Linked DNA regions of Mus musculus: regions 1, 2, 3, 4, 5 and 7 are each linked to region 6. The links are chromatin loops, found by intact Hi-C in ENCODE. Cell type or tissue: heart. All regions are shown on one strand. Region 1 overlaps Vti1a (vesicle transport through interaction with t-SNAREs 1A). Region 2 holds the start of Gm31734 (predicted gene, 31734). Region 3 overlaps Vti1a (vesicle transport through interaction with t-SNAREs 1A). Region 4 overlaps Vti1a (vesicle transport through interaction with t-SNAREs 1A). Region 5 overlaps Vti1a (vesicle transport through interaction with t-SNAREs 1A). Region 6 has its middle 21 kb from the start of Gm31965. Region 7 has its middle 12 kb from the start of Gm32144.

The links. Peaks named below come from ENCODE experiments on the same cell type or tissue, not always from the same donor. Only the 100,000 strongest peaks of a DNase experiment are listed, where the experiment ranks them.
Region 1: it touches region 6 in a loop (2.8-fold over the local background); 12 of 42 quality-filtered maps call a loop at or near these places.
Region 2: it touches region 6 in a loop (2.1-fold over the local background); 5 of 42 quality-filtered maps call a loop at or near these places.
Region 3: it touches region 6 in a loop (9-fold over the local background); 16 of 42 quality-filtered maps call a loop at or near these places.
Region 4: a loop joins it to region 6, with 6 times the contacts of the local background. A loop is called at or near these places in 12 of 42 quality-filtered maps.
Region 5: a loop joins it to region 6, with 9 times the contacts of the local background. A loop is called at or near these places in 15 of 42 quality-filtered maps.
Region 7: it touches region 6 in a loop (3-fold over the local background); 3 of 42 quality-filtered maps call a loop at or near these places.

Annotation. Positions count from the first base shown.
Region 1 is chr19:55,543,484-55,547,483 of GRCm38, reverse strand. All of the region lies in intron 7 of Vti1a (vesicle transport through interaction with t-SNAREs 1A), which reads right to left. Among named protein-coding and RNA genes, the nearest start is that of Gm41871, 160 kb to the left of the region's middle. In heart, a CTCF peak has its summit at 1,756; DNase peaks (open chromatin) are centred at 1,753 and 2,773.
Region 2 is chr19:55,742,735-55,746,734 of GRCm38, reverse strand. It overlaps Tcf7l2 (transcription factor 7 like 2, T cell specific, HMG box), which reads right to left. Exons shown (of 15, transcript NM_001331146.1): 2 at 3,893-3,959; 3 at 3,538-3,662. Gm31734 (predicted gene, 31734) reads left to right here and starts at 3,532. Exons shown (of 3, transcript NR_168128.1): 1 at 3,532-3,573. In heart, a CTCF peak has its summit at 1,986; DNase peaks (open chromatin) are centred at 1,254, 2,504, 2,954 and 3,624; H3K4me3 peaks cover 3,438 bases; H3K27ac peaks cover 3,275 bases.
Region 3 is chr19:55,412,719-55,416,718 of GRCm38, reverse strand. The region is part of intron 5 of Vti1a (vesicle transport through interaction with t-SNAREs 1A); the gene reads right to left. Among named protein-coding and RNA genes, the nearest start is that of Vti1a, 99 kb to the right of the region's middle. In heart, a CTCF peak has its summit at 2,447; no DNase peak of the experiment used is centred here.
Region 4 is chr19:55,535,517-55,539,516 of GRCm38, reverse strand. The region is part of intron 7 of Vti1a (vesicle transport through interaction with t-SNAREs 1A); the gene reads right to left. Among named protein-coding and RNA genes, the nearest start is that of Gm41871, 160 kb to the left of the region's middle. In heart, a CTCF peak has its summit at 1,617 (motif pointing left); no DNase peak of the experiment used is centred here.
Region 5 is chr19:55,333,841-55,337,840 of GRCm38, reverse strand. The region is part of intron 3 of Vti1a (vesicle transport through interaction with t-SNAREs 1A); the gene reads right to left. Among named protein-coding and RNA genes, the nearest start is that of Vti1a, 20 kb to the right of the region's middle. In heart, a CTCF peak has its summit at 1,746 (motif pointing left); no DNase peak of the experiment used is centred here.
Region 6 is chr19:56,132,311-56,136,310 of GRCm38, reverse strand. No RefSeq gene overlaps it. Among named protein-coding and RNA genes, the nearest start is that of Gm31965, 21 kb to the left of the region's middle. In heart, a CTCF peak has its summit at 1,984 (motif pointing right); DNase peaks (open chromatin) are centred at 510 and 1,990; H3K4me3 peaks cover 301 bases; H3K27ac peaks cover 302 bases; H3K27me3 peaks cover 686 bases.
Region 7 is chr19:56,253,407-56,257,406 of GRCm38, reverse strand. No RefSeq gene overlaps it. Among named protein-coding and RNA genes, the nearest start is that of Gm32144, 12 kb to the left of the region's middle. In heart, CTCF peaks have their summits at 1,664 (motif pointing right) and 2,450 (motif pointing right); a DNase peak (open chromatin) is centred at 3,886.

The DNA of each region.
Region 1 (4,000 bases), 590 kb after region 6:
GCTTTGTATATTACTCCTTCTCAGTTGATGATGAAAGACATGGTCTAGTTTTATTCTTCTGCATGTGGATACCCAATTTTCCTCAGAAACATTTGCTAAAGAGACAGTCCTTTTCCCAGTGTATGCTCTTAGAACACTGAGTGAATATTTATTAGCATCTATAGTTTTTGAAGCCTCTGATGATTTTTGCCAATAGCCAGAGCTGAGGGCTACTGGGCTAACCTGACACATGTTTCAGAAAGACTCCATAAGAATAAAAGAAAACCTGGCATTTCTGTAAAAAGACATGGCACCTTGTAGGATTCCCATCAAACTTATGTGAACATGAGACCCTTGTACAAAAACATGTGTTAACATAGATGGAAACTGCTTTTGGATCTCCACGGAGACCAGCAATGAAGGCCGATACCCTTGCTACACTTTCAAGCAGAAAGCCCCACACTGTTAACTGTGCAGGATAAAGACCAAGCCTTTCCTCAACAAGGATAAAGAAGCAGCTACCCCATGTTCTCAGCAGGGACAGATGCCCGATGTCATAATTAAAAGGGATCTGACATGCTACCTAACACACACACACACACAAACACACACACACACACACACACTCTCATCTGCTCACACATGCTCAGTTACGAACATACATGCTCATACATGCTTACTTACACACAACTACACATGTTTATACATGCTCACACTCTCACACACACGCTCATACATGCTCAGTTACAGACATACATGCTCATACATGCTTACTTACACACAAATACACATGTTTATACATGCTCACACTCACACACACATACACACACGCTCACACATGCTCAGTTACAGACATACATGCTCATACATGCTTACTTACACACAAATACACATGTTTATACATGCTCACACATACACGCTCTTACATTCATACACATACTGACACACATATATACTCACTCACAAACACAAATACACATGCTCATATACGCTCACACATGTATACACGCTCTTACATATATACATACACAAACACTCTCTCACACACATATGCTCTCACATATATCCTCACACTGACACACACACACACACTCACACATGAAGCCCTCCACGAGCATCCTCTCAGTGAGCTGTCCAACCACGAGGGACCTCATTCCTTCACAGGACAACACATTTCATTGCTGGGCAGATCCAGTGTCTGTTATGTTGGCCACGAAGCAGCCTCCCTCTAACCTCTACTGTTCACAGCTCAGTGATTTGGCTGAGCAGCAGAAGCCTCCCTTCTTCTCGACGAGTGCCCCTCGGTACTCTATTAAAGTGGGACAGGGAACACCACTGTACACACAGGACGGTACAGGAGCCAAGCGACGTAGATTTGAGCTGAAGCCCTGGCCCAGACTTTCCGGCATGACAACTAAAGTCCCTTAGGCCTGACTTTCATCATGGTTATAAAAACTGCATAAACACAAAGACAACGGAAAACTGGTGTTCTTGTGAACAGTGAATTAAAAGTGTAAGTCAAGTGCTTTACGACGGCCAAGCACAGTACAAAACATACTTGTGAACAGCGAATTAAAAGTGTAAGTCAAGTGCTTTACAACGGCCAAGCACTGTTCAAACAAGTTGATGCTTTAGTAGTACTTTAAGGTACAATATTTCTGTTTGAGCAGCTTTTTGGCCAGTTCAATCCTGTGTTAGCCTTGTCTGCGGAAGCTAGGCTCATTCAGCTGCTAAGCTAGAAGTGAACACTGTTCACGAGAGCTCCACAGCGCCCTCTATCTGCCTCTTGCTTCAGCAAGCCAGTGAATTCCAGCACTGTTGCAAGACCGAACGGTGTGCAGATACCACCTGCTGACTTGTGACCAGGAAAGATAAAGAGTAGCAGTCCCAGAACAAGGCCTGGTCTAGAGTCTTCTGTTCACTACGTAGGCGGCCTTGGTCAGATTTGCTTACCCCAGGTTCCCATACACACGAGGAGAGAAGCAGGATATTTTACATGGTATCTATTAAAACAAAACAACACGCGTCAAGCTCCCAGCAGGATATTTTGTTCATTTGACTGAAGGGTATTTTAACCAGTGTGGTTTTTAAAAAATTAGTGAAAATCTCTTTGAAAAGTCTACATTGTCTTCTAAAACAGTGGGCTTCACCTACATGGAGACAGCGTTCCAGTCAGCGTCAGTTCTGCATGGGACCCACGTACACCTCCTCTTAGGCTTTCCTGTCTTTCTGTACGTAGGCTCTCTGGTCTCAGCCTCATTGTGCTGCCCAGGCTGCCTGCCTCTCAGTGCGTAACCTTCCTGTCTCTGTGGCCCAGCTGCTGGCATTACAGGTATATGTCCTTGTGTTTGGCCAGATAAGCCAATCTTCAACCGTGTGTGATTCCAGACCACTAGTAACCGTTTTACTAACAAAATTGGCAAAATAAAGTTTTAGAAGTAAATTGATTCCTGGGAACAATTTGGTTATTCTGTAATTCCCAAAAGCTTCTACTGTAAAAATAACATCTTTAGTCTGTGTACTCATTTGAAAGTCCCTCCCTGTGAGGGGTGCATCTGTGTCCAACTTGGTTCTGTAACTACATTCCTGAGGTCAGGGAACAGAATTTGTAAAAACTCAGAGAAACGGATACATCTCCAAAGGAGAAATACAAATGGCAGCAAACACAAGAGAAGATGCTTGCCATCATTTAGCCATTGGAGAATGCCAGAGCAAACCACGAGGCTTCCCCATCTGTGCCAAGCAACCCTAACAGAAAGACAGACAATAACAAGTGGTGGGAAGGAAGTCAGGAAGTCAGAGCCCAACACACAGCTGCTGGGCCGTGAACCACAACACTCCCCTCAGCACACAGCTGGCATTTCCTCAAAAGTCAAGCAGAGGAGGTACCGTTATCACTTAGGATTCTATTCTTAGGTACACAGAAAGGGGAAATGCAAACATACATTCACAAGAAAAGCTTTTCAACAACATTATTCATTATAGGCAACAGGCGGAGACAACCCAGAAGTTCACATCTTGGCAGATAAGCAGATGAATAAAGCTTGTGAGTATACTGGTAAAGTATGTATATACGCACATGCACAGTATAGGAGAAGGCTACTGGCCAACCAAAAGACACTTGGTATTAACACACGCCTCACCATGGATGGCCCTTGAATTCATTATGCTAAGTGAAAGAAGGGAGACACAAAACGGCCCATGATGTTTGACTCTGTGCATGTGAAATGACCAAAACAGTCAAACCTATAGAGACAGAGGAAGATGGGCCATTGTCAGGAGATGGGAGGGACAAGGAATATTTTCTTTTAAGGGTGATGAAAATATTTCAGAATTGACTTTGGTGGTGGTGGTTGTCTGACTAAGCAAATATGCTAAGAGCCAGGGAACTATACATCTAAATGGGTGGGTATGTGGTATGCAAATCATATCTCAATAAAAGCTATTAAAAACTCAATAGAGGCACACAGTCATTAAACTATAAGACTCAAGGATCAATTAAATTTAAATCAGAGTGCCGAGTACATGTGTGTGTCTATAATGGCATCTTATGTGGATAATTGCTTTATATGTTCGATTGCTTTAAACCCATTTTTACATTTATATTATTTTTCAGGAGCAGCTGAATTTTAGGGAGGTAAATAATAAACAAGGCTATTGTGGCTCTGGAAATGACATTCTTTTATTTTACTACCTAGGATTGACTCGACGGTGTAAAATGCTATTAGGAGAAAGAATGGCCAAGTCTGAATGAGAGCATGTATTTCATCGTGAAGATAAAAGTCTTTCTTCTCTCTAGTGAATACAGGTAATTTCAGAAGCAGCGACTCCTAATTATTCAGTGTTGAAAAGCTAAAAAAAAAAGGTTCACATTGAAAACAGTGACCTCCAGTTTGCTCTGTGAATGAAGACAGACACAAATTCTCATTTTCCTGGAATCCTGGTTGATAAGTGAGTTGGGGAAATGCATGCATTTCTTCATTACAGTGCAGTCGACTGTTCATTTAAATAACAATGACGG
Region 2 (4,000 bases), 390 kb after region 6:
AAGATTAGCACAGAAGACTTGCTGCAGAGATTAAAATCTAAACATGTCTGCCATAAATATTTCTGAAGGAGAGGAAAACAATTAGCATAAATACTAACGAAGGCTGGGAGCACCTGTTCTTCTTCAAGGCGATAAGCATTTTATTGTTCTCTATTTAAAATGTAATGACCTGTGTAATTACTGTAATATTACATTGTTATAGAGGGGCTTGGAATGTCACACTTTGAAGTGTTGTCAAAACAATCAGGGGTGAAGGTGGGGGGTGGGAAGACAACAGGGAAGGCCCAACATTAACCCTTCACGCACCAGGCTCTCAATCTTTTGTGTCAGGAAGGATTATGTTGTTTGAGTGAGGTGAAAACATCCATTTTTTTTTTTTCTGGGCAAGCCAGAAAAAAGAAGTTGCCGGGCTAAATAAAACCTCCTCGATGAATAGGCTCCCTCTTGGTTTCCTGCTCCATTCCAAGTTCAGAAATGAATTCAAGATGCTGCTCACTTATCTGCTCAACCTAGGTAGCAAGCAGCTCCATCGGAAAGCAAGCAACCATGGGGGTGGATGAAGCTGTAGAGAGCACCCTTAAAAACGAACTCTCTCACACGTATCACATCTATCACATCGCAGTGCCTACCACTGCAGCCCTGTGTCTTCTTGCATGCTGGGGGTTGGGGGGGTGGGAATAAAAGTAAAACTACCCCTTCTGTCAACTTCAGTACTGTTACCGTATTCTCTGGAACACAAACATGAGCAAAGCCCTAATATTGGCACTTCCAACCCTTCCCATCTGCTCAACTAGACTTCTTCTCCTTAATGTATTTTTCTATCTGAATGTATCCTCTTCATAAGCCATTTCTATTAATGTATCAAAGATTATAAATTAATGTTCTGAGGAAATCTATGTCCTTCTAAAGTAAAAATCATTACTATCAAGCTTTTACAACTTCTTCAGCAATTAAAAGATTGTTCTAGAGATGATTCATCAAAAGCCAATTTCATGATAATTCTTAATTCTTTACATTCTTAAGCAGAAAAGCAGATACCAGGATTTCAGAAAGTCTTAGCCGGTCCTGTTCATAAGTAACAGAAAACAGCAAAAAGCACCCCAGCCAGCAGGAACGGAAGAGAACGAATGAGCTTACTCCTAATTTGTCTTTACAACTCACAGTCAAAACCAGACCCTATGAAGCCCTGAGAATTTCAGACCTGGGACCGCTGGTTTGCCTGTAGGTTCCACCCCGGGCTGTAAGGAATCTGGAATTGCAAGCTGGCCCTAGTGTCCAAAGGCGTCTAGAGGGACATACACCCGCCTCTCAGCTCCTTGCCAAGGCTTCCCTCAGCAGCCTAAATAAATAACCTCAATTTCGGAGCACATACTGCTTAACCAGGTAAGGGAAAGAAAAGAGTAAGACGAGGCAGCGTGCACAAATATGTCTGCTGATGTTTGACACGCAAATACTAACATAACAGCCTACTGGGTTTCAGAAATGCATTCTCAGAGTCAATCTGATGTCACAGCACAGGGCCACCCGCTAAGTCCACAATTAAAATAACTAGACGCTGTCTCTTTCTACAAAGCCCACAAAGGGGGGGCCTTAGGTTGGGAACCTTCCTTGTCTCACCGGGAAATCATTTATTTGACTTTAACAATTTCCCTGTTTCCTAATTACAGCACAACATAACTGTGTGAGTTTGGAGTTGTGGTGTGGCAAGATCGCCAGCGGTCACAGACATGCAGTTTGAAAAGGGTCAAGAAAGCCAACAAGCCTGCCATCAAAGCTCAATATTCAGTTGGTCTTTCGGGTGACTAAGTGGATTTTAAAATAAAACGAAGGAGGTCTGCGTTCTAGAAGGAAGGGGCAGAGGGGAAGAGGGAACCCCCAGGATTACTTTGGTATGTTGCTGGGTCCAGTTTGCTAACACGGACCCACCAGCTACCAAGAAAAACACCAGGCGCTGCTTCGGAGGCTGCTAGCAGCCTCCGGAAAGCGCGGGCCCTACTGGAGGAGGTCGGACTGTACCTCTGTCCCGGCTTCCACGGAAGACACGGAAGACACGGGCGCTGGGGAGGGGGTGTGATTGTTTCTTTCCTAGGCATTAAAAAAAAAAAATACCAGTCTAGCGTGCTTTAGCCATTCTACCAGAGCCTGGGGGGCGGGGGGAAACAAGTCAAACCTGATAGTTAATATTTTAATGCTTAAAAACACTTGTAGGTCTGACTGATCCAAGCCCAGCACTGCTCAATAGTGAGCATATTATTTCAGACAGCCACCTTGAATAAGCAAAAAAAGAAAAACAAAACTAGTGTGTGTAAACACGAGGTAGGGACCGCGGCCAGAGGTGCAAAGTGACAACCCCGGGAAGCCGGGTACTAACGCGCCTTGTGTGTCTAGAGCTTCGCAATCCAGGCTTTTTAGAGGGGAAAGGGAGGAGGCAGGGGGACAGTGTGAGGGAAGAGGGCAGAGGCCCCGGGGGAGGGGACGAGCAGGAACGAATGTCTGCAGTGAGTGCCGGAGGTGCGCCGCAGGGAGCGCCCCGGAGAGCCTGGCACCCCCCGCTGCCCTGGACTCCCCAAAGTTGGGTGGCCGATCCCCAGAAAGGGAGGCATCCCCAAACCTCCTACACCTCCTTGAAAGCGCTCACCCTAGCCTCTGTCCCCGCCCCAGGGGCCCACAGTGAGCTGGTCAGGATAAAGAAGGCCTCCGCACCCCATCCGAAAGCACCGAATTTCCCTTGACACAAAAGTCCACTCAAAAGGCCATCCCGACTACACACAAATCCAGAAGCCCGGCCACACAGGCCTCCCCACCACGCACGGCTCGCAGCTAGCAGCGTGGGGCACCCAAGCCCTGCCGGGTCTGCAGAGAAAAAGCACGCCCAGGGCCCCCGGGCCTGCGAAGGGACCAAGCCTGGCAAGTGTGACCTTCCCTTGGAAGAAGGGGCCAAGAGGCCCTTGAGCCTGCGATCGCCACTAGAAAGCTAAAATGACTGGCTGGGGCCAGAGCCGGGCGCTTCCGTAGGGCCGAGACTGCTCGCTCAGCACGGTGGCTCCTGGAGCCAAAGGCACCGGGAACCCGCGCGGCCCAGCCGGGCCTCCCAGCCAGCAGCTAAGGGGTTAACCTGGGGAAAGCCCAAGACGCACAGAAGAGGGAAGGAAGAGAGGGAGAAGAAAGAGCCACACAGTCCTCTTCCCAGGGACAAGAAACAAACACCACCAGCAAGAGGGGGGAGGGGGAAATCAGAGCTCAAAAAAAAAAAAAATGAAAAAAGAAAAGAGAAAGAAAAATTAAAAGTTCAGATTGGCACCCCAACAGAGCCCTGCCTGAGGAAAAAAAAAAAAAGGCTCCCCGAATCGTGAGGCAAGCACAAGAAAAGCCAGAACATGGCGAAGCGCAAACAAACCCAGTCCACAAAAGGCAGAGAAAAAGTTTGGAGAGTTCGGGCCGCGAGGGGGGGAGGGGAGGGGGGAGGGGCGGGGCGGGGGAGGGGCAGGGCATGCGGGGCCGGCAGGCGGGCAGGGCGGGGAGCGCGGTGGCACTTACGGTTCGGGCGGTGGGCGAGAGCGATCCGTTGGGGAGGTAGGGGCTCGTCAGGTCGGGGATCATGATGAAGGGGTAGCCGGGATACGGTGGCCCCTTAAAGAGCCCTCCATCTTGCCTCTTGGCCGCTAACATGGCGGGGCGGCGGAGGGGACGGCGGCGGCCGCGCGGCGCGGGAGAGAGCGGGAGAAACTTTTTAGCAAGTGTCCCCCCGAGGGCCCGCGCGCGTCCCCGGGGCCCGGCCGGCGCGGGAACTCGGGTAGGGTGGGTGGGGAGTGGGGCGAGGGCACCCGCCAGGCCGACCCCGGGGAGGGGGAACGCAACCGCGCGGTTTTGGGGGCGCGCGGGGCGCACTCACCTTCTTCCAAACTTTCCCGGGATTTATCTCGGAAACTTTCGGAGCGAGGCGGAGGCCGTCTTTCCGCCTTCCCGGAGGGGCGAGGTGGGGAGGGCGAGGGGCGATAGC
Region 3 (4,000 bases), 720 kb after region 6:
CGAAGGTCTTATGAGGTGTATGACTTCACCACAGAAGGCAACAAACAACAGTTGATCTATCTAGAAACTATCTAGTTAATCCTCTGGGTTGTATATCTTGAGTGGGTCTCTTGCACTGAAGAGAGACACAAAGATGAACAGGGAGATAGAATGTAGGAGGCAAAGCACAAAGCCTTTAAATTCCCAAACTAAATAAATACAAGCAGGTATAATGCGACCATTTACATGATTTTTCAAAGAGCTCACAGCCAGATCACATCATTGGTAACTGCCTGTGGCTGCTATAGGATAGGATTGGTAACTAGGACTGGAACGCTCCAAGCTTCCCAGGGAGAACCCTTCACCATCCTTTAGCTGCATACCAGGAACGCTGTGCTAACAGACAAAGCAGACCACACCACACATCAGCATATACAGCTTCTCGTGGACTGTAACGTGGTGCTTATGTCTGAGACCACACACTTCCCTCTGTACCACAGGACAGACTGCAGCATATTCTTCTATAAGTACTTTCAGAGCTATGAAACAGCTACAAATAAGAAAGATGATTAAAAAGATCACTTCCAAATATTGAAAAGCCATCCATTCACTTTGAGATTCAGTAAAATATAAATACCAATCTGGCACTGCCTATGATAGATCGCTGCTCATATAAGTATCAATTTTTTATAGTCTTTAAGAAAGACTGTTTGTCTTTCTTTTCACAAAGTTTCACATGCTCTAGAATCCTTTCCAGAGGCAGTTCACCAACCCTTGGGGAAAAGTGGTGCTATAAACCTGTGGTGACGGCTGGATTTGTCAAGTCATCACTACAGACAGCATCTACAGAGTCTCCCACATCTTATGTATGGACAATCAGACTCCACAGATTTAACAAATCAGAGACTCACAGTGTCCATTACCCAACTTGGTAGAGACTACATAATAGTTTTGGTTACATGAAAAAAAGAAATCACTGACTCTCCTCCACAGAAACACTACTGATGTTGTGTATCAAGTATTCACTATCAGGAAAATATTTCATTATATAAAATACTCTACGAAGAATGGTTAGCCCATGCTCTATACTGCAAACTGCCCTGTTAGTTCTAGTTCAGTTGTTTGAAATCATAGAAACAAATATAATCAACAATGCATCTCCATGTACTATTTCTGTAGTAAAATAATACCTGCCATCATGTACATGAATTCATAAAATTCTATCCCAACAAGACATACTTTATAAAGTAAATTATGTTGTAACATTTAAAGTAAATAGTATGCTACCTTTGCAAAAAAAATGTTATCCAAAAAGCTTTGCAAAAAATATGCTATAGGTCCAAAGAATATGACTTCATTTGTTCTTAGAAACCTTTTTAAAATGGTGAACTTAGGTATATTTCTATCAAAGGCAAGTCAGCCTCCATCTAACTAGTAGGGGAACACCCAACTGACAGACACTTCTCCCCATCCTCCGAGGAGGTGCGTGGGTAATGATGGGTGTTCTGGGGTGGATGTTAGAACTGAAGCAAGTGAAGGCTGGCACCTGGGAAATCCAGGCACAGTCACGTGTGCCCATAATACTTGTGGCTGTTTGCCGTGAGATAATTGTAAATCTCATGTTCTCATTTTCATTTACAACCTCCAGCATCACCACACAGGAGCAGCTCCCATTGCACAGAGGATGACTCTATTACGTGAGAAAACAGAGGTTTTCAGAGTCTATCTGTGCAAGGAAATGACTGCAGAGCCCTTGGTTCAGAACCTGCCAGCTTACAAGACAGATGAGGATGACATTAAACCCACAGAAACCCTTGGATTTTCTCACACTTTTGACAAAAGTATTGGATTACTCTTCAGACTTCCTTTCCAAATGATAAAAGCTAAGAAACATTAGAAGTGAAATATAATTGGATCTTATTATTTTAAATCTACTCTTTTAACTTATGCTTGAATCAATGAATGCAACAGAGACATTATTACAAATTTCATGGAAATAAAGGAAGAAAATACAATGCAGCAACAACAGCAAACTAGTTCTTTCTTATATTTGTTTTAAATCTTGCATTAGGAAAGAAAAAATATTTGACTTCAGATTTTTATGCAGACATGCTAAATAAATTTCAATATAAAATTTCTAAGTATATTTTTACATTTAGTATATTTGACATTTTATAGTTATTTTACTACTTAATTTTAAGTAATCTTTAACAGTTAAAATAACTTCAGGCATTTAGATTATAAATATTTTTTAAAGAGCTAGGTTTTAAAAATGTATTTACTTATATCTTTAGAAAATAATGAAAATATGTGTTCTTTAAAGTATGAATTTAAAATTCTTAGAAAAGCATCTTAAAGTCTGCAAAAGAGTCATAGCAAAATATCGTCTTTAGCTACAGTAAGTAAGGTACCGCACATTAGAAAGGACGGGAGTCATCTTCACTCCTGTGCAGGAGGAACACTTTGCTGAGTGGTGGCTCAATGGCGCAGCCTACGTGTTGAGAAGTGTAACAACGAGGAAGAAGCAGACTGCAGCAGGCTTGGCTCCCAAGTTCTAAATGAGGGCTTGAAAGCAGAATGTGGCTTTGGAAAACCTCACAGGCATAGGAACCGTCTGTGCGCTGTAACTTGCACTGCCATTCTTATAACTATTTAAAGTAAGTGAAAGCAAAGATTAATAAGGCAGAAATAAAAACGATTATCTTTCATTTTTGAATGGCTTCTGAATAAATGAACATTCTTTTCCCTCCACTTAAAACACAAACACACACACACACACACACACACACACACACACACGTACGGAGGCATACTGTTTTCTGGCTAATATTCTTTAATAGCTTATGTGTATTAGATTAGCATGCAACATTGGTGTTCATGATACCGTTCAGGTAGAATTTCCTTAAAAATTCCAAACATAAACACTTACAAATTTTAGTCATGAAATCATTCTAATTTAACAATGCATTTTGCTGACTAAACAGATGCCTGCCGATTTACGGTCCAGGTGATAGGAGGGCTAAATAAGATCTCTTCTGCTATCTCAGATACGAACTTGATAATTACATTAACTTTCCTGAATTCCTTTCCTCTCCATATAGCATGGCTCTCAAATTGAGTATGGAGGGATGTTTTAGCCGAAGGCACTATAGTCCTTTGTCTCCCACAACCTGATTAAGGGAAATACAGAAATATGTATATTTGAAATATCAAACTAGCCAGTTTCCACAGAACATATTTACAAACACCCAATATTAATATTATAGTGAGAGAAAACTCACTGAAACAAATTTCTTTAGGTGTGCACTAAAAGCCAGCATTCTAGTGTGTCTAATAAATTCCCTTCCTTGTTATTTATGTATTTTTATCTCTTTTAAAAAGCCAGGAGCCATCTCTGAGGAAAGGCCTCAGCACAGAGTCCCAACTCTCCTCGCATCATGCAGAACTGACTGTTAATTCTACCACTGAAAAGGGCTGTGTGATTAAAATCTGAGCTCGTTCCTCTTCTCCATTATTGTAAAAGGGGGGTGACCCTGTAAATTTACTCAAGCTGTTTAAACACAGAAGACGTGCAAGCACTCAGAGGCCCCGTGTCACAGGCTGGGGACGATCAGGAAAAGCTGCCTCAGTGACACTGCAGCTCAGACGCTTCAACCTCACAATATGAAGGGTTTTTAAAACTGTACTTCAATCACGCAGCAGAGGTCTCATCAATGTGACATGGACTCCAGGAAAACAAACTAGCAGTGGAAGCAAGTACGATGTGCAGAAAGGCAGGCAGCCTCTGCGCTCACTACTGATATGTGGGCTGGTTTTTTTTTTTGTTGTTGTTGTTTTTGTTTTGTTTTCTGTTGTTCTGTTAGAAATCAACGAATGTTGAATAAAACTAAAACAAAAGCTACTGAAATGCTTGGTTACTTATGATTTAATTCCAAGAGCTCTTTTCATTCAGTTAACAATTGTGGTTTCTCTCTTCCTCTCTCTTTCTCTCTCTCCCTCTCTCTCTCTCTCTCTCTCTCTC
Region 4 (4,000 bases), 600 kb after region 6:
CCATGATTACATAGCAATTAGAGTTTAAGTGCTCTTAAAATAAATGGCAATTAAGGACAGTAATCAATGATAATGGTGATTCAGAAATAATTTGCTTGGTTCTTTGGTTAGAAAACTGAGGAGGAAACCTTGACATGAGAGAGCAGAGCATCAAAGAACAAACAATCCTTTCACAGGAAAGCTGCAGCTCACTGAGGAACTAGGGAGGAGGAAGCAGCTCCTCCCTGGACCATGAGCCAGGCCTCAAGCCCCAGCAGGTCTAGTGTGGGACAGCCAGTGGGGGCCACTCCAAGCCGTCTCAGTCCACACTGAAACACAGACAAGGGCTCCCTGAAGATGTAACAGGAGTCTGGTGACAGGAACTGCAGATCTAGGAGGGTATCAGTGGTGTGGAAAGCTCTTGAGGATCAGCTTAGACACGTTCCTACATTTGCAACAGCTTTCACTCCATGCAGTTTTAATGCTGTCCAGTATCTGCCATCCTGAGCTTAAAAACAGCAGCAGAGTACACTGTGATAGTCGCATCCATTAATCTGTGCATCACACAATAAGATGCTGTATGATCAACAGCCCTGAACTTGCACTGGGATCCACTGGCAACAGAAGCAGACAAGTCATATGTTCTGAAAAAATGGTGGACAGTGAGGTGGGCATGGAAAACTGGGGTGCGCATACATGCTGCTATGCATGAGTTTCATAATCAGACCCATGTTTCATGCTAACATATGCATGTCAGCACAGGCTCTCCAGGGAGGAAACACCGCTCCCTCTGCATCCCTGCCCTCTCTGTTCATTGGGTCATGTCTTCCTTCCTCCCCTTTGGAGTACACCTTTAGCTGGATCTACAGAGATCGATCGTGAGAGAGGGAGAACAAGGGTGTGTGTGTGGAGGGATGGAAGGAGAGAGGGAGGAGGGCAGGGAGGGGTGCTCTAACAGTTTGCGTTATGGAGGCAGGTTATATCATTTAGTCTACACAGAGCCTTAAGTACAAACATGGTTGAGTGGAGAAACAAATTCTTAGGATGGGAGTCAAGTGAGCCATACATTTTCCCACTCACAGTCACCAATTTTCACTGAAATACACACTCAAGGTATCACCTTTGTTCTGCCTTGGTCCAGTAAGTAGAAATACCAGAAGTAGAACTTTAGGGTGGTGTCTGGCCAGCCCAACAGGACTAGAAGAAGGTGGGAAGGGAGTTTCTGAGTAAGAGGGCTGTGTATAGGTCAAACACAAAAGCAGACTGGGAATGGGGAGAGCCAGGTTTCACATGAAACCTGGTCATCCTTCCAGGATGAATGAGTGTCAAGGGCAGAAGCCTTGTACTCATCTTCCTGGGCAGTTACAGGAAGCTGTCAAGTGATGCTTCTCAGTTCCTTCCCAGAGGTGACAAATGGGACAGGTGTCTTTGGCTGGAGGGACAGAGAGTTGACTAGCTAAAGTGATGAAAACCACACAGGGGCGACTGGCTGGGAAGACCCAGGTGATGCTGGCTGTGTGGGTCGCTCCTAAGCTGCATCCTTCCTCCAGGGAGAGTTTGCTTTCTGCTGCTGTCCAAGGAGGCAGCATGAGCTACAGACTGCACAGCACCGAGTAACGGCTCCTGGCGCCACCCCCTGGTTGCATACTCTCTACCTTGTACCTCACAGGATTCAGAACGGTTTACATGAGTACTCACCAGGCATGTGTGGAAGGTCACTGGACTGGGACTCAGACACCTCTGGTACCTGGGCTGGCTTTGCCATTAACTTCAGTGCATGGCCAAGGAATCACCTTGAAGTTTCCCAGGCCTGGGGACAGGGCATGTGGGAGCAGCTTGCCAGTAAGAATTTGATATGCAAATACCAGGGATCATAGTGGGAATGCTTTGTGCTTAATGGGTTAAACAAACACACTAACCAACGAACACAGGTATGATTTAAAGCATCAAGTCCAACTTACGCCTATAGGGCCCTTAAAGCTTAGCAGTAGGAAGTTCTTGGCTTAGTGAGCCAGGCTGTGCTCTGGTCCTAAAACCAGGAAGTAAACTTGTTAAACTGCAAGTGTTCCAAATGATTCCTAGAAAGGGCTATTTTGCACAATCTGATGATTTGGGATTTTGTCAAATGAATGTCACCAGATATGCCCTATAATTAGGACAAAATATTTTAAAAGTTTAAAAACGAAGCTATTCATTAACTCATTGATTTTCCTACAGATTGGGAACCTGAATTTAAATGATACCCAAAAATATAACTGGGCACACTCACAAAGAGAAGAATGGATTGTGAGTCTTTAAATGGAATACAGAAGTTTAAAATGCTATTAGTGTTCAGATTCTCTGAGAACATTAAAACTGCCCATTAAATAAAAATCTAATAATTGGCCCACTGAATTGTGACATTTTGTAACCTGTACAGGAATGTAAGAAATTGTGGAAGAAAAGTTCTTTTGAGGCAGAATTTGATTTGCAGTGTAATATTATTCTAGAAGCCAAGGTCTCATGCACACAATTACAAACGAACAACAGTGCATAGTGGCTAATGAAGCCAGGACGACCGTGGAAATCAAGCCCAGGCGTGTGATTCACGACTCCCCAAGGTGAGTTCTATTCCTGCTTAAGGGAAAAAGCAGGCAAATACACAAACTCAGAGAAAACCCCCAACTTGAAACCGCTTTCTTATTAGGCCCAGCTTACAAACAAAACTAATCAGATTGACCTAGGGTTTCCCAGCTTCCTCTGCAGTGCCGTTAAATTAGCCTGATAGAGAGGTGTCAGCCAGGACAGAAACCCTAGGTTATCCAGGGCCTTCTAGATATGTTCCTTGCTCTCCAGGGTGTGGGTCCAAGGCACAAACCCACAAGACAGACACTGAAGGGACTAACTTCAAAGACTCCTGCTGTGTCTAGCAGAAGCAGTAAGTGAAGGCATGGCGATGCCAGCTGCTAGTGTGGTCTGGACACTGTAGAAAGTCCTGGAGTGATGTGGGTGAATCTTTGATGGGGATAAAAAGAGGACGGTAGATGTTCTGGCTGGTGCACCAGCAAGAGTGAGGTAAGAGGCATGCCTCAGGAATAAGCCGACATTCAGTCTGGGCAGGGCCTAGCAGGAGGCGGTGGCTGTTGGGAAAGAGCACACACGATGGGCTGGGAATGGACTGCCCACAGTGCCCATGCCACAGACACTGCTATTGGTACTTTGAATTGGCAGGAAACTTTCATGTCTACACTTTTTTTGTCTTTTAAATTTCCTATGACAGAGCCTTGCTTTATAGCCCAGAATGGATTGCAGTTGTGATTCTTATACCACAGCCTTCCAAGTGCTTGGCTTATAGCTATATTCCATCACACCTTGTTTCTGTGTAGGCTCCTTAGATAGAAGCACTGGCTGCTTTTTCCCAAAGGACCGTGGTTCAATTCCCGCACCACATGGTGGCTAATAACCATTCACACCTTCAGTTTCGGGAGATCTGACACAGTTTTTTGTCTTCTGCGGGCACTATATGCAAGTGGTGCACAGATACAAATGCAGACCAAACACCAATATTCATAAAATAAAAATAAATACATCATACACACACACATATGTGTTGTATATATGGCTCCAACTCTATTCCTTTTTGGAAGTTTTGTTCAAACTCACTAGATGCTGACAGAAGATGAGACACACACACACACACACACACACACAAATGTCAGCAATTGCTAGAGGCAGACATAAAGGGAAATGAAGGTAGAGAAGAACCAGGTTTAGAGGAAGCCGGTGAGCAAGAGGGAGACAGGAACAGGCCACATGGACTCCAGACAAGGCACATCAGTATATAGTGGAGACCTATACTCCCTGAATATAATTTCAAGCTTATTTTGTATTTCAACCAATCCACAGTGATACAAATATCTGTACCTTATTACATTTTGCTTGGGAGCCTGCATACTTGGCATACTTGGCTAGCTAGCCAGGGGCAGGGCCGTGGGAAGACTGAGGCAGAGAGCCCTCATAGTTTCCTTCTTGAAAGCTATCA
Region 5 (4,000 bases), 800 kb after region 6:
GCCTTAAAACATACAGTGAGTCCACAGAGTGAAAAACACTAAAGAAGAGGAAAACCAAAACTTGTTCGCTGGTGAGTATGTGAAGAGGCAATGGATGTTCAGTCGTAAAAGTCCCAACAAGCAAACCTTAGAGGAGAGAAACATCAAGGAAGGGAATCTGCGCTTCCACTTTCCACAGAGGTCACTTTAAGAAACTGGCTAAATGTGTTATGAACTGGATGGTTCACAACAAAACCAAGCCTGAGGGAAAAAATAAAACTCTTAAATCAATTTCACTCCATATTTTAAATTTCTTATACCCTTAAGTATGATTTTTTTTCCAGCCTCCGAAGGACACAAACTCAAGCCAACTAACAAACAAAAATGAAACTATTTTTACACGTGGTCCACTACCCACCAGGTTTATACTAAGTTGAAATCAATAGCAAAGTCTGGCATGGTCCATCCGAGCCCTACTTTAACGCCTTGTATAAGCAAACTTAAAATAGTTGACAGAACGCACATCCTCAGCTACTATTGCACAGCTTGAAAACCTCCCCCTGGAGATGAGATCTGGCACAGTCCCCATCAGCACCAGCTGAATGCCCTGAAAGGCTGTGAGCAAAGTCAAAAGTGCCTAACCCACTTTAAGCTGTGCTCTGAACCTCGCCGGCACAGAACTGGATAAAAGACAGTAAGAATAGCATGAAAAGCAAGTCAAGATTCACGGAGAGAGAAACGAGATGTCAAAACCGTTATGTATCATTTCAAGTTACCAACTGATTTTAGTTTGGCAAAGCACAAGCCTGGCGTGTCTTATTCAAATATTGTTGTAGCCCTAGGGCCTAAGTCTGAAATATCTAGTTCAGTCGGTAGTGTTATATTATACAGCCATGAATTTCCCTTGAGCATAAACTTTAGGAGGGCAACGAACAGAGGGGAACCGGTTTATTATGGAGTCATCACCTTGAGGGTTTTGGTTTCTTCGGGAAATATCGTTGCTCATTGTCATCTTCCCCCCTTTGATGCTGGATGCACTCAGAGAGGACATTCATTTAGAAATGAATTAGCTACTGTGATGCCCAAGGAATTGTGGGTCATACCTGAGAAATGAGTGCGCCATGGAGAAACCAAGTAAGGCGCGCACAGTGCTCATCGATGCCAGGGAGGCTGAGCAGCACACAGACGAGGACCGCACAGTCTCTGGCCGTCCATCTGAGGGGCCACGTGACTTCTGACCGCACAGTCTCTGGCCGTCCATCTGAGGGGCCACGTGACTTCTGACCACGAGACAGTGTGTAAGCAACCAGGGGAAAGTTTACTATTTATGAGTGAACAGTTTAACATTAGAACAGAGATGGCTTTTTGACTATGGCAATTAGCTTCTTCATGTTCCAAACACCAAGTAACATTTTCCCATTAATTTTTAAACCAATGTGGCTTTAACTTAAAATAAACTGTACATCAAAAGAATGGAAAATAAACAGCCAGGAACACAATTTGACGAATTGGATTTATTTAGTTTATTTATCTAAACAGGGACCATTGGATCTCTTTAATAGGCTGACAGTTGCACTGGGCTGGTTAATAAAACATTCAACACAGTGTCTTCAGCCAATATAGAAATGCAAATCCCATCAGAAATATTTTATTCATGAGGCAGTAATTTCTGTTACTACCATAGTTGCTTCCTTCCTTCCTTTTCTTTCTTTCTTTTCTTTCCTTTTTTTTTTTTCTAATGGCACTCTGCAAACAAACAGTGCCATCTAGTGACCAATGAAAAAGTCAAGTTTGTCACAGGCTTATAGTTAAGTCTGGCAAATTTTTACTCATTTTTCTTATTTTCAAGTGAGAGCACAAATACAAGTAAACAGAAAAGTTTGAAAGTAGCTGGCCAATAAAAAGGATTATAACAGAGAAAATTTCTAAAACCAGTAAGCCACACACACACACATGAACACACGTGAACACACATACACACACACATGAACACACACACACACATGAACACACACACATGAACACACACACGAACACACACATGAACACACATATGAACACACACACATGAACACACATACACACATGAACACACACACACACACATGAACACACATAAGCATGCCCTCATACATACACACAAACACCAATTTACCATTCTATCTAGAAAATACATACCTCAACTACATAGACAAATCAAAATGTTATAAAGCCTAAGTAAAAAAAAATGGCTCATTAATCATAAAGTGGCATCATAATTTTAATTTTTTAAAAAGCAATGTCACATAAGGAAATTTTTTAACTGAACAACAAAAGCCATCTGAGACGCTGACAACACTGAAAGATAGATAAGTCGACACAGGATGCATATGTGGGTGCACACATATCTGTTCCAGGACATACATGGCCTGGCCGCCATGGCTTCGGTGAATATGGAAGCTGTTTTCACAGGTCACCAAAGTCTACAGGGCCTAAAATCAATAGTCTCAAGTCTGAGGTGGTCATCATAAAATTACTCGCATTGGGAAAATGTCAGAGCTTTATAGATCAGGGAAATCTATTATGGCCCACTTCGAAAGTTAGCATTAAGTCCCAACAATACAATTCGTAGAGTGCCAAGATCATAATACTATTTCACTCAAGCACACATGACAGGGGAAGGGTCAAGGGCATGACCCTGTGATACTTGCTATGTGGGGAGGCCAGAGAAGCGCCCTGCACACTTGCTTCCCAGGACCGAAGGCAGGGTTACAGCCGAAAACCGTCTCTGGCGTCTCCCTACCCACCATGCCGCTCCACCTGTGCCCATCTATGTAGAGCTACCGAGGCTAAGAGCCTAAAATAAGAATCTCACTAGCAAAGATGGCTGCTTGCATAACCGCTTTCTAACTCCCTGCCCTGGTGGGACCTGACAAAGCCTATTCTGCAGGAGGAGCATGTGTGCACATGCAGAAGCTTTCTAAACAGACCACTGCCTTTCCCCAGAAAGGTCACAGGCTTGTGCAAATGCCTAGCAGAAACAGTCAGTGAGTTAGAGTTCAGCCAGCTGGGAGACCCACATAGGTCTGCCAGCCGCCTCAACACTGGGAATCTTCCTAGCGGAAGTACTTTAGAAAAAGAATCCCAGCTGCGTTCCACCCTGGAGTCTGTGCAAGAGCTTTATAGATCAGGGAAATCTATTATGGCCCACTTCGAAAGTTAGCATTAAGTCCCAACAATACAAGCCCCACAGTCACAGAGACTTTCTCCTACAATGGTTTGAGACTTCAGTAAGCAACACACAGAAGGTGCTCCGCTCTGGTCCAACTTCAGTTGTTATTTCTTGGCATCATCTAACATGGAGGAGAAGCAGAGAACAGAGCAGAAATGACCTACAAGAGAAGCCTAAGGAACAGAGTCCAGAACAAACTGCCAAGTGGTGAACTGCAAAACTGAAAACTCTGTATTAATCTGTCTTCTACGAATGCTCCAGATTATAAATCTTACGGGGACACGTTCACTGCAGCACAGTAAGGTGTGAAGGAAATAAATAGAAATATACAGGTGTTCAACAAGAGTTAACATCACAGAGAAGACAACATGCTCCCATTAAAATGATCTAGAGTTTATAGAAATTTAAAATGGAAGCATTAAGAACATATATTTTTAAAATATGGATGTGTGACATCATTATTATGTAAAGCTATTTACGGGAAAGGAGAGATTAGAAAACAGCCATCCAAAATGTAAAACATGATTCTCCTGGAGCAATAAGGCTAAGTTGATCTTGTTTTTTAAAATCTTTTGGGATATTCTGACATTTTATATAGAATGAAGGAGTATAACTGTTATAAACGGTGACATGTTCATGGAGAAGGGACGTTTCTTTGCTCAGATGGTTCTATCCAGTGCTACAGGTCTGGGGTTGCTAAGAGATTTACCATGACCGTAAATAAATCTTAATAAGGAGAGGCTTTTTATTTTATATACTGGTATACGATGTGGGACCAGGACTGTACTTGAGAACCCCCAACCATATCAA
Region 6 (4,000 bases):
TAAGAGAGGCACTGATATCTTAGTCTTTTACAGCTCCATACAGCTTAGATTTCTTACCACAGCTATGCATTGTTTCATCCTAAGACATGGAAACAACGGTCCGGTGCTCAGGGGCATGCTCTGTGGAAACTGCCCAGAGAACCTTCTCCACAAAATAAAATAATTTAAAAAATCTTTCTTTTTGGGAAATTACTTCCTGTAGGAAGCCCTTCCAGGTGGAGCCTGCCACTGCTATTTCTGCAAGAGCTGCCCTTTGCCTTACCTGAGTGATGAACTTTGCTAATCCAGCCTACTACTAACCAACCCACCCTAGAGCTACAGCATCAGTAACAACTCAGTAAAAGGCCTGGGGAGCAAGGCCTACAAACAGTGCGAGCGAGGTGCCTGCTTGGTCTGAGCATTTCTCTCGAGGAGGCCAACAGTGTGTTACCAGTTTTGGCCTCCTGTCTTGTCTTTATGACATGTGTTCTGGTGGGACCAGAGCCAAGGGAGCCAAGAAACGCTCCAGAGGCCTGACCCAGGCTCAAAGTTCTGGGAAGCCTTCCCTCTACATGTGACTTCTTAGCTGGGAACTGGAAGATGAGGAGACAGGCTGATGAGGTGAGAGGGCTGGGGAGGAGGCTCCGTGGATTTGGGCTGAGCACACAGGCAGGCTCTGAAGAATACAATACTTAGTTCCCAAGGATAGGAGAGGAGGCCCAGCCTTCAGGAGCCTCAGAGCCTCGAGGGCAGGCATAGGATGGGGCCAAGTCACGTGATGTCTTAAAGAGTGTGGGATTTTAAACTTTTCCCTGAGAACAGTTCAAAGTTCTGGAGAGATTTCTCCTAATGGGCTTATTCCACTTTGCCCCACTGGGTCCAAACTCAATTCCTGGCAATTAATGGGCACCTTGTGATCAGCTTCATAGCAGAACCAAGCCACCCCAGAGAAGATCCTCTAAGCAAGGTGACATATGTCGCCTCTTCCCCGCTCTCTTTGTCTTTTGCTATCTAGTATAGAACATAAAATCTACCCAGGGAACTGTGGCAAGGAAGGCAAACTAAGTTAACTCTTCCGGCCTCACAGTCTTGCCCTGAGCTTCAAAATGGACATTGGATACCGCCACCCTGACCAGTGAGACAAGCAAATTAAAACTGGTGGGTCAGGAGTGGCTGGGGGTTTGCCAAGGACCCCCTGGCAGGTCCCAGGTACTCTGAGCATCATGCTTTGGCCGGTAGTCAAGGAAGGATCCCCCCAATCTCCTGTCTAAAATATGTATTTATAGGTTTAATTATGTGAATTCACTTGCCCTTTGCTCAAAGAAAGTAGATACAGGGGCATTTTAATGCTCCACAGAAATGAAACTGTGTTGAAGCCAGCCTGACCTCAGACCGAATGTCAGAGCCGTTGGATTTTTTCAGCAGAAACATAATACTTTTTATAGAATGGGAAGTCAATTGAGAAATCATAAAAAAAAAAAAAAAAAAAAGTAGAGTTGGGAAGGGCTTTGTGCTCACCAGGGTTAGGTCCCTAGAGCCACTGTAGCCTTGTTCCCTGTGGGGAAGGGTCTAATGTTTTGTCCACTTAAGTTTTAAATATCTCAACCAATGGCTCATTCCTGGGAATACCTCTCCCGGGGCGCTAGATCTGGCCCTGCCTGTCAAGGCCCCTTCCTTGCTCCTCCATCTCACTCAGCTCAATGATATAGACAGGCATCTGCAGCGTTTGAAGCAAAAAAAGCCTTGCCTTTCTTTCCCTTTCATCTCCATTTCTCCTACCTGTGGAAACTTCCAGATCTGGAACGGGGCGGGAAGGAAGAGGCAGAGAAAGGAGGCAAGCTGAATATTTGTTCTGAAAGCGGCCATTACAAGAAGCCAAACCCCAGGCCTGGAGCCGACATTTCAGCTTTGGGAACAGGCAGGATCCATGGAACCTGCCTCACTGAAAGCTCAAGGAACCAGCTCAGAGCGGAGCTGCCTCTCGCCGCAGTAGCTGGGACAGAAGGTGGCAGCACAGCACCAGGCTGTAAGGTCTGCAGTCGTTGGAAGCTGGGGACCATCCTAACCCTTCCGGGCGTCCAGATCCCTCCTCTAGCGTCAAGAGTGTCCTGCTTAGGCTAGGAGTGACCCAAAAATCAGCTTTTAAAAGGCAAACCTCAAACATCCAGAAGTGTTCGAACGTGGTCGATTTTCTATGTAAAAACATCATGTTGCTAGAGTTTAAAAGATTCCAAATGGGGTCATAGGGAGGATCCCAAAGGACTTAAACATATAAAGTTACCCTCTTATCCCATGTAGGTAATTTTTAAATAAATTCAGAATACGTGCATCTTTCTTCCTTTGCGCTCTACAGCACTTCTCCAGCCATCTCTGAATTTCCCTTTGGTGTTCCTGTTTTCATTTGCTGATTTAAAAAAAAAAAAAAAAAAAAAAAAAACTTGTTTGGTAGTGTTTGCATGTAGTCCTTCCAAAGCAGGGATCCACACAGTAAGCACTTCTGACTCAAGAGCTGGACCCCTGCTGGGGAGCCAATTAAATGCACTGCCCACCAGGGAGAGTGTGATATTTTTTATTACTTTCTAATTTCGGGCCCTGAAATGGCTTCAGTGATCAGAACGTTTTTTTCTGCCTTAGAAACCTAAAGGAGCCAGCGAAACGATGCCTTTGATTTGTATTTTATTTATATCGGTCCATACTGGCCAAGTGCACACTAAGGATTTCCCTGGGGCCTCAGAGGGTTGCAGGAGTGGAAAAGCAAGACAAAGAAAAAAAAAAAAAAAAAAAAAAAAAAGCACAAAACTTTCTCACCCAGTCGCCTCTGCAGAGCAGGGAACTGTCAGGAACACTGGGAAAGGCTTTTTTGAGAAGTCGGTGAACTGAGAAAAAATGGATAGAAGAATTGGAACAAAACCATTTCAGTGGATTTAAATCTATTTAAACGACAATAGTAAATCAAAGCCATGCCTCTTTCTCATTACCAGTGGCCCCAGTGGTAGGGCCTCATAAATGCTGGCTAAGAAAGACTTGTGTTCCTTTCTAAATACATTCACAGGAAGCCCCACCCAACCCAAGGTGCAAGGATGCTTGCTTCTAAACTCCTGTTTGTTTTGCGTTTCCTTCTCTTCTAAAAAGCATCAGCTTCCAGCAGAAAAGCTTCGAAGGGGCAAGGAGGAGATCCAAACAGACGCTAATGAGGAAAAGAGAAAGTGAAGTCAAACTCTCCCTGAATGCCTGGATGTTTATTTATTTATCTTTGCAACAAGCAAGGATGCTTTAAAATCTAGAAGCACTCCTGGATAAAGCAAACCAGACCAAGTAGCTCACAAAACACCAGAAGCTCAAATTCTGAGCTGTTCCAAATCCTATTCACCTGCCAATGGGGTCTTGGCTGAAAGTCCTCGTCTTTTGTTTTTTCTTTTGTTTTTGTTTTTCCCTTTTTTCTTTTCCTTTTCTCCCGACTCACTGTTTAGCCAGAAGGTAATTCTGAATGCTTATGGGGGAGGGGGGACATTCCTACTAGCTAGTGCTCCCCTTAAAAACAGGAGCTGTTTCAATTCCCATTAAGCTGCTCTCTATGATGTAAAGTCTTTTAATGAACAGTCAGCTCGCGTTGAGACTATACGTGTCGAACCCTGCTCGCTAACAATTTTCATAAAATGTGATTCAAGAATTAAAAATTGCAGTGCTCTAAGAAGGTGGCTACTGTATGTTATTAGACAATGCTCTGCCAAGGCAATCTTTCCTATCTCTTACGCAGAAATCCCATGGGAACAAAACTGTTTACTCTGATTGTGTACAGCCTCTGCAAGTACCACTTTATCATAGGATTTAAAGTTCAACAACTTAGCAGACAGTATTTATTATTTAAGGAAAGGCTAAGTGTTTCTTCTGGGCTTCTCCGACTTCAAAATCACAAAGCAACCCCTCTCCTCTCTCTGCTTCCCTTCTTTCTGTTCCCTTCCTTTTCCCTCCCTTCTTTCCCTCCCTTTTCTTTCTTTCCTTCTTTCTGTCTGTCTGTCTG
Region 7 (4,000 bases), 120 kb before region 6:
GACACAGCTGGAGTTATCACAGAGAAAGGAGCTTCAGTTGAGGAAATGCCTCCATGAGATCCAACTCTAAGGCATTTTCTCAATTAGTGATCAAGGGGGAATGGCCCCTTGTTGGTGGGACCATCTCTGGGCTGGTAGTCTTGGGTTCTATAAGAGAGTAGGCTGAGCAAGCCAGGGGAGGCAAGCCAGTAAGGAACATCCCTCCATGGCCTCTGCATCAGCTCCTGCTTCCTGACCTACCTGCCTGAGTTCCAGTCCTGGCTTCCTTGGTGATGAACAGCAGTATGGAAGTGTAAGCCGAATAAACCCTTTCCTCCCCAACTTGTTTCTTGGTCATGATGTTTGTGCAGGAATAGAAACCCTGACTAAGACACCTGCCCAATGATGTGTGAGGTTCCCTGTTGTCTCTGACTTCTCCAAAGCCAGCTGTCAAGGGCTCTATAACCCAGCCCATCTTTAATTCACTTCCTCTTCCTCTTAGATCTGCCTTTTCACTCACACTTCTTCTGACTCCACTGCCTCTGGCTAAAATGCCTTCCTCCTTCCCCAGTGCTGCTTTAATCTACCCAGGTGCCATGACCTGGAAAGATAGTTTCCATTGTCTGACATTTTCCCACTCTGCTCAGTTGTTGTAAGTGCCTAGAGCCCTCTGTGATGTATACTCTGAAATAGATACATGGTCTACGTGAAAGTCCTGATTAACAATGTATCCATGAGTGTAAGCAGAAGCTATCGATTAGTGATGTCTGCTGCGGTTATAGGAAGAAGACGTTATTGATGAATAATGTCTGCCATGGGTAAAAGAAAGGCAGACTACTGATTAGTGATGTCTACCGTGGATAGAAGAGGGAGAAATGGAAGTAGATTTTGTTTAAGAGCCAATGGATGTTTGCCTCTTCCTGCAGCCTCTAACAGTTGCTTGTCTCAACTTATCATGGACTACCATATCAACAAGCACCTTATTTTATTGGCTGGTGTGTGTGTGTGAGATCTGACTCCCTTCAATTGTTGATCTGCACCAGACAGTTAAGGACTTATTGTAGTTATGGCTAGTTTGTATCAGAGCTCACTGGATGCCAGCAGCACCCTGAAGTCCTGGCCCTGTCATTTCAAATTCTCACTTACTGTCACAACTCTGTATAGCAGGTTTTCCAGCTGAACCATATTGGGGAAACAGCATTCACAGAGAGAAAGCAGCTTTTTAGAGTCAACTAGACAGTGTGGTGGGACCAGTGTCTGGCTCCAAACTTTGGGAGTTAGACTACATGAATCTCAGTCTCCTTCTTTGTATATTCCGGATGGTTGGTGTGATCTGCAGCCACTTGCTTTGGATGAGATTTCTACAGTTATTTTAATGTCTTGATTGGAAGAAACTTGCTATATACTTATCACATCCTTCCCCGCCACACTGAAGTATCCAACAGCTCTAATCCAGAATCGATGTGGTGTGTATAATGATGCTGTTTTAGGGTTGGGCCTATTTATCATTCTTACAGTTCCCTTATAATTTGGGAATATGGACTGAAGGTCACAGATGCATACAGAGCGTGGGACCCTGGCTTGAACTGATTCAGGAATTCTAAAAACATTACTTCAGGGGGTAAAAACAGGGTCTTTGCTTTTAATGAAGTTTCTAACTTTCCTGGATGCAGTAGCAATGTTTTACCACAAGAGGGCAGTAAAGACAAGGATACCAAATCCAACTTGTAAGCCAGGCCTCAATAAAGCAAGAGTCCAGCGGGGAGGGATGTTGTTTCTTTTATTGTGGCTGCTGTCATTAATCTCAGACTACTTGTGCCACAGCAGGCAGATGCAAAGATCTAATGGATAATTTCCTTGCAACTTCCAGCAGAATGCGGGAACAGGCATTTAGTCATCTATGTCTTTGTCCAGCCTGTATTTATTGAGCGTCTACTATATTATAGCTCTGTGCTGTCAGGGAAGAGAGGGAGGACCATGTAGGATAGGCAGACTGGCAAATTCTAGTGCATTTGTGAAAAGACCTCTGGGATTTCCAGAGCTTGTCCGAGAGCCAGGAGGGCATCTTGGAGGAGGTGACATTTGACTTTGCATTGGAGATCAAAGGTGGGCACCTCAGATAAACAGAGTTGGAGAGGGACAACCCTAAGTTTCATGTCAGAGAGTGACCGTCATAGTCCCGTCCTCTTCCTCTATGATGAACTCACAGGTCACTGAATTAGGAGCTTGACAGAGGGTCCGAGCCGCGGAGCCAGCACACCTGAGAATCTTGGAGTCCTGGGGCTTGGGGAAGTGTTTGGAGTACCACTTGGGTTGATCCCCTAGGAAGCTCCTGGGAGAGTCCAGAACGCTCCTTCCCTCCGTTTGTGGCAAGGCTCTTACTTACTCCCTGGCCCTGATCCTTTAGCCCAAGATCTCTGGCCGAGAGGAAGGCACAGGGAGAAAACAAAGTGCATGAACTACCATCATGAACACCTGGGGGCGCTAGAGAGCAGGCACCGCCCTTCCCAGGGGTCTGGGGAGGCAGAGGGAGGAGGGGCTAATACATGATGCCTGTGGTCTCAGGAGCAGTGTGGACAGAAAGGTCCCGAGCTGTCTATCACCAAGATGACCTCACAGCAGCAATAATAAAACCCTAACTTCAATTTGCTGAGAACAAGCCACGCCAGGCTCCCCCTCACCCTCAGGAAATATTTACAACTGCACTTCCTGGCTGGTGTCCTTACTGTTCCCATTTTGCAACCAAACACACTGAGGCTCAGGGAGTTCAAGGAACTAAGACTTCCTTAAAAAGTGCAATATGCCAGGCCTGCATCCCCATCTAGTAAGGCCAGCCTGGGGTACAGAGAGAGTCCAGTCGTTGGATCCCACAACACACATGCATGCATACATTCACAAAAGCCAAGATCAGGACTTAGTGTGGGGTTTTTTGGGTTGTTTGTTTGTTTGTTTGTTTGTTTGTTTGTTTTTTGAGACAGGGTTTCTCTGTGTAGCTCTGGCTGTCCTGGAACTCACTCTGTAGAGCAGGCTGGCCTCGAACTCAGAAATCTGCCCGCCTCTGCCTCCCAAGTGCTCGGATTAAAGGCGTGCGCCACCACTGCCCAGCCTTAGTGTGTTTTCTTAACATCAGAGTTCAGAATTCTTCCACTTCCAGCTGCCACTACGGAAGCCTCTACTGAAACGTCAGTCACAGTTGGTCTGATCTGCAGGGGATGTTTCCTTTGTGGGTTTTGCTTGTTTTCTGTCGACAATTCAGCTATCATGAATTAAAGTGAATCTGGGCGAGGGACGTGGCTGTGTGGACAAAGGTGCTTGCTGATAACCTGAGACCACACAGTAGAGTATATGTTCTTTTCTTACCTCCACAGAGGTGCCATGGCACCCCCAAGTCAACCAACCGATTGATCAGCCAGTTGATTGACTGATGGATCCAGCCATTAACCAATACAATAATTTATTTAACAACTGCATCTAAGCTGGAGGCAGAGTCTTAAAGTCAGTTGAAGTCTGGGAGCTGAGCACTGACAATGTGGAGCCCGCCCTAGGTCCTCCTGACTCTCTATCCCACCCTGCAGCTCACCAGCCTGCGTGCAGTCTTGCGATGTCCTCTTCCTCTCAGGCTTGCCTGAAGAGCAGACACTCCCCACCCTGAAGGATAGCTCTCCTCCTGCTGCCTCTCTGGAAGCAAGCGTAGCCCATTTCAAGTACAGATAGAGGCCATGAGGCCATGGACGGGTCTCCTAACCTGTTTCTCTGAGCCTCGGTGTCCTCAATCTGTAAGACCGATATCTCCTTCCATTGCTGTGATAAAATACTCTGATAAAAAAACAAAGGCAGAGAGAAAGTGTTTAACCCATCCAGAGGTTACAGGGACTACATCGTAGCTGCGCATGCTCAGTGCTCCTGGCATTGCAAAGCAGAACACAGAAAGAACAGAAAGTGAAACTTGGCTGTAACACGTCAAAGGCCCCCCCCAGCCCCCCCCCCCCAGATGGATTTCATCCAGCGAAACCTCACAGTC